Regions from separate parts of the Homo sapiens genome. Here region 2 is linked to region 1. Evidence: read pairs that join two places in POLR2A ChIA-PET (ENCODE). Cell type or tissue: A673. All regions are shown on one strand. Each heading gives the region's core, and the rest is flanking DNA. Links, peaks and the distances in the headings are about the cores only.

Region 1 (2,810 bases), core at 296-2,795:
AAGGCAGCCAAAAATATTGTGTAGATAAGCACTAGCAGTTAAAATTATACAAGAAGTTTTCTTTTCTTTTTTTTGAGATGGAGTCTTGCTCTGTCACCCATATTGGAGTGCAGTGGCATGATCTTGGCTCACTGCAACCTCTGCCTCCTAGGTTCAAACAATTCTCCCACCTCAGCCTCCTGAGTAGCTGCAATTACAGGCGCGCGCCACCGTGCTTCACTAATTTTTGTGTTTTTAATAGAGACAGGGTTTCACCATGTTGGCCAGGTTGGTCTTGAACTCCTGGCCTCAAATGATCTGCCCACCTCAGCCTCTCAAAGTACTGGGATTACAGGCATAAGCCACTGTGCCTGGCCAAAATTACACATGCAGTTTTCAAAATTAACATTTACATTTTAAAAAATATTACATTGGATAACATACAGATTGATACAGGCTGTCAGTTTTATTAGGACAAAGTCTTTAAGCTGCAGATCTTTCTGAGTTATTTGCAGGGATATAAGCAGTTGTATCAAAATTTATTCTTTTATACTAAAGTTTCCTGATTGACATAAGGCAGGTATGAGGACTACAGTTAAAAAAAAAAAGTAATTACCATTATTTCTACCTTAAACTAAAATCCATTGAATATAAGTTTATCAATGTGGAAATAAATTAGATGGCTCAATTTGATAACGCAGGGTCACAACACGGCCATACTCACAACTTCAGATAAAATGTTAATGATAAATCAAAACAGGTTTTGGAGTCAACATGCAAAATAAAATGAATCTTTCTGTGCTGAAACTGTGAGTTAAAAAGAAGACCTCTGTGTTAGTCTGTCCGGGCTGCCGTAACAAATACCATAGACTGAGTGACTTAAACAGCAGAAATTAATTTTCTCACAGTTCTGGGGACTGGAAGTCTGAGATCAAGGTGCCAGCAGAGTTGGTGTCTGGTAAAGGCTCTCTCCTTGGTTTGCAGACAGCTGCCTTCTCACTGTGTCCTCACGTGGAGGGGCATGGGCAGCTCTCTGGTATCTCCTCTTACAGGGACACCAGTTCCGGTGTCTCTTCTTGCAAGGATACTAATCCTTCCTATCTGATGAAGCCCTACCCTTATCACCTCTCTTAACCTTAATTTCCTCCTTACAGGAGGAATTTCTTCAAATATAGTCACATTGGAGGTATGGCTTCAACATGGGAATTTGGGGGGGGCAGACACAGTTCAGTCATACTAGCCTTTGAGTCATCTGATCTTTTCAAAAAATAATACCATTGAACAACTTATATATGATGTTATAATATACATTTATTTTTCTCCAAACAATAAAATTTTTAAACTAGCTGAGAAAATTTGTTGATTTCTCCAGAGTGATTACTCATTAATTAGGAATGTGAGCAACTCAGCTTTGAAACACAAATTTACTATTACTCCCTTTCTGAACATTAGTAAAGCTAAAAAAAGATCAGTCAAAATGTTAAAAACAAATCTATTAGTATTTGAAGCTACTTATCTGTATGAATCTCAATTTTTTGGCACACTTTTACCTTAAAACCAAATAAAAGTCCTCAACCTCATCAATAGGTTCTTGGAAACTGACTTTAAGTGAAACAAGGTATAATAAAACCAATTTCATCATAGGCTAATCGACATAAACAAGAGTTAAGTTCCTATGGCATGTTTCTGGTCACAAATAATCACCCAACTTCTAAATAAAGACCCTACACACCTCTAATATTAAACATTGAAATAAATGTGGGCTATACATACATTTAAGAAAGGTTAATAACAACAAGTAAGATTACCCAATTTTTGGTGAATCGCTGAATGACGACAGTTGTAGTGGTGGTGGATTAAATAAGGGAATAGATATTTGCAAATAGAAAAATTTAAGGAGCACCTCCTCCGACCATGAATTAAAAAACAATCACAAATATGGTGGGCTAGCTGAACGCTTTCATACCTCATCGCTTATTGTTGTGCAGTTGTATGATTATCATCTACTTTATAAATTTGTATTTGATAATAATTTGTATTCAATAATAATTTGTATTCATTCATTTTCCAACCTGCTTATTCTAGCTTAGGGTTGCAGGTGGCCAGAGCCTATCCTGGAAGCCTGGGACACAAGGTGGATAGCCCTGTACAGGACATCTCATTCCATCTCGGGGAGCACACACACACACCAACATTCACTCACACTGGGACCATTTAGTCACACCAATGAACCCAACACATACATCTGTGGTAGAAAACTGGAGTACCCAGAGAAAATCCATGCAGACATGGGGAGAATGTGCAAATTTCACACAGTGGCCCCAGCTGGGAATCAATTTTTTTTTTCCTCATCAATGTTATAATGCAATTATGTTATTTGAGGACCTGCTGTACTGAAAAACTTTTCCCCTAAGATCAGGAAAAAGACAAAGATGCCTGCTTTCACTACTTCTATTCATCATAGTACAGGAAGTTCTAGCCAGAGCAATTAAGGAAAAAACAAACAAACAAAAAAAAAAAAAAAAAAAAAAAACCCACAAGGCATCCAAATTAGAAAGAAAGAAATAAAATAACCTCTGTTCACAGATGATATGATCTTATATGCAGAAAGCCCTAAAGATTTTACACACACACACACACACACACACAACTGTTAGACCTAATAAATGAATTCAGCAAAGATGCAGCATACAAAATCAAGATACAAAAATCAATTACATGCTGGGGTGGTGGCATGTCCCTGTAATCTCAGCTATTTGGGAGGCTGAAGCAGGTGAATTGCTCGAACCCGGGTGGCGGAGGTTGCAGTGAACCGAGATCACGCCACTACA
Region 2 (2,810 bases), core at 37-2,536, 220 kb after region 1:
TTGTATTTTTAGTAGAGACAGGGTTTCACTATGTTGGCCAGGCTGGTCTCGAACTCCTGACCTCAAATGATCCACCCGCCTCAGCTTCCCAAAGTGTTGGGATTACAGGTGTGAGCCACCACACCTGGCTAACCCTCACTTTTCTAACTGTAGCTTCTATTAGGACTTTATCAACAGGTTTTGTTTTTGCAATACTAGGTAGGGGAAGTGTTCCCCAGCCAGACATAATATCCATTCCTAATAAAACACATTTACATATAGGAGACACAGCTTCCAACTTTCATAGTTCTGTCAACACTTACATCTTTGTGTTCTCTCAATTTTTTTTTTTTTTTTTTTTCAATCAGATCTCACTCTTTCGCCCTGGCTGGAGTGCAGTGCTGCTATTATGGGTCACTGCAGCCTCCACCTCCAGGGCTCAGGTGATCCTCCCATCTCAGCCTTCCGGTAGCTGGGACTACAGACGTGCATCACCATGCCTGGCAAATTTTTTTAGTTTTTGTAGCGATGGGGTTTTGCCTTGTTGCCCAGGCTGGTCTCGAACTCCTGGGCTCAAGGGATCCTTTTGTCTCGGCCTCCCAAAATGCTGGGATTACAGGCGTGAACCACTACGCCTGGCCTTCTCTTAATCTAACTGTAGCCCTGTTCGGGGCTTCACCAATGGCTCTTGGTACTACTGTACCTGGGGCTTCCATATGAAGGAGTCCCAGGAATTTCTTTTTGCCACTCCCTGACCATTTTACCTACTTATATACAGAAGGCTTGGGGTCCCCAGCAGGTGGTTGAGCCAAGAGACCCTTGCCCATTTGCCAGTCTTTATCTTGACTCATCTACCTATTGTTTCCACAATTTCAGATCAGATTTCTCATTGTAATCTGCCTCCTGACTTACAATTTCTCCAAACTGGGGTAAATATAGCAAACTTGTTTGGAACCCCTTAATGGTGGGAGACCAGCAGGGTCTCCCTTTGGCTCCCAGGCTAGTCTTGAACTCCTGGGCTCAAGTGATCATCCTGTCTTGGCCTCCCAAAGTGCTGGGATTATAGGCATGAGCCACCACACCCTGCTACCTTACTTCTTTTTTTTTTTTTTTTTTTTTTTTTGAGACGGAGTCTTGCTCTGTCACCCAGGCTGGAGTGCGGTGGCGCGATCTCGGCTCACTGCAAGCTCCGCCTCCCAGGTTCACGCCATTCTCCTGCCTCAGCCTCCCAAGTAGCTGGGACTACAGGCGCCCGCTACCAAGCCCGGCTAATTTTCTGTATTTTCAGTAGAGATGGGGTTTCACCTTGTTAGCCAGGATGGTCTCGATCTCCTGACCTCGTGATCCGCCCGCCTCGGCCTCCCAAAGTGCTGGGATTACAGGCGTGAGCCACCGCGCCCGGCCTACCTTACTTCTTAATAACCATTTAAAAATTTCCACCTTCCGGGTTGAATCCATTTGCCCTCTGTCTCACCATTCTCTTAACCTAATGGTTTTATTAGCATCTGTAAGACCCACGAGAGGAAACTGAGACAGCACATTTGATAAGGCTTCTCGAACTGTCTTTTGATTTTGCAACAGTAAGGTTATCCACATTAAGGGGTCACCCTTAACCACAGCATTTACCATGACTGGGTAGTGGGCATATTCAGAGGGTAAATGTCCTAGTCATCATAAAGCCAGTTTCACATGGCTTGCATATGAAGTATATCAGTGGCTCTATCTGGATCTGGGGTGTTCCACTTGGCATTTATGGAATCAGACTGTCCCCTTCAGGAAGCTTATGATACTAATGTACAAAGTGAAACAATTCCTTCACATTGTACCCCCTGGTTTCAATAGTTCTTTGATTTTTGCAGACCACCTTCTTTGTTACCAGAGGTCTTAGAAGCACTTTCTGTTGTCCCGGCATACATTTTTCCCTTGAGGGACAGCTTTGAGGTTAGTGGCCTAAGCTCTCACATTCACTGAAAGCTGAGCTTGGTCTAGCGGGAAGGTCCAACCCACCACTTTCTTTTAATTTCATTTTAGCTGTTACAGATAACAATAACCAAGGGATTTAACATTTCGCTTTTTTTTTTTTTTTTTTTTTGAACCAAAGTCTTACTCTTTCTCCAGGGCTGGAGTGCAATGGCACGATCTCGGCTCACTGCAACCTCTGCCTCCCAGGCTCAAGTGATTCTCCTGCCTCAGCCTCCTGAGTAGCTGGGATTACAGGCGTGAGCCACAGCACCCGCCTAAATTTTTTGTATTTTTAGTAGAGATGGAGTTTCACTGTTAGCCAGATGGTCTCAATCTCCTAACCTCGTGATCCTCCTGCCTTGGCCTCCCAAAGTGCTGGGATTACAGGCGTGAGCCACCGTGCCGAGCCAGCATATCACTTTTTTAATACTAGTTTGCATTTCCTTGTGCATCCTGTGAACCAACTCCCAGGCAGTTGGATCCATCTCTGGATTCCATGGATAACTTTTACCTTTAGTAATTGATGACAGCACAGCTTCAGCTCTTTACCATGGGTGACCACTTGGCCACCTAAGAATCAAAGTTCTTTATCCCTATCCTTTTATCCTTTTTCTTCCCAAACCATATGTGTCTGTGAGCCAAGTCATTCTAGCAAATCCCAATTCTGACGCCAATTCTGAGAATATAGAATAAGAAACTTTAATAAGTTTATCTTATACTCTCACAATACAGAAAACTTCTGTGACCTCAGATGTGTGAGATTTTTTTCCCCACACACCAAGCAAGTAGTTCTTCAGCAGTGGACACTAGCTGTGTGTCCTCTAATTCAGTTCAATTCTGACACCTTTTTTTTTTTTTTTGAGACAGAA

The links. ChIA-PET counts read pairs that join two places held together with the same protein. Peaks named below come from ENCODE experiments on the same cell type or tissue, not always from the same donor. Only the 100,000 strongest peaks of a DNase experiment are listed, where the experiment ranks them.
Region 2: POLR2A ChIA-PET joins it to region 1 with 7 read pairs; 3 of 35 experiments call an interaction of 5 or more read pairs at or near these places.

Annotation. Positions count from the first base shown.
Region 1 is chr11:47,065,796-47,068,605 of GRCh38, reverse strand. The region is part of intron 3 of CSTPP1 (centriolar satellite-associated tubulin polyglutamylase complex regulator 1); the gene reads right to left. Among named protein-coding and RNA genes, the nearest start is that of ARFGAP2, 110 kb to the left of the region's middle. In A673, for the core only: no CTCF peak of the experiment used is centred there; no DNase peak of the experiment used is centred there.
Region 2 is chr11:46,841,259-46,844,068 of GRCh38, reverse strand. All of the region lies in intron 1 of CKAP5 (cytoskeleton associated protein 5), which reads left to right. Among named protein-coding and RNA genes, the nearest start is that of CKAP5, 3.6 kb to the left of the region's middle. RefSeq lists an enhancer at 1-510. In A673, for the core only: no CTCF peak of the experiment used is centred there; no DNase peak of the experiment used is centred there; H3K27ac peaks cover 365 bases.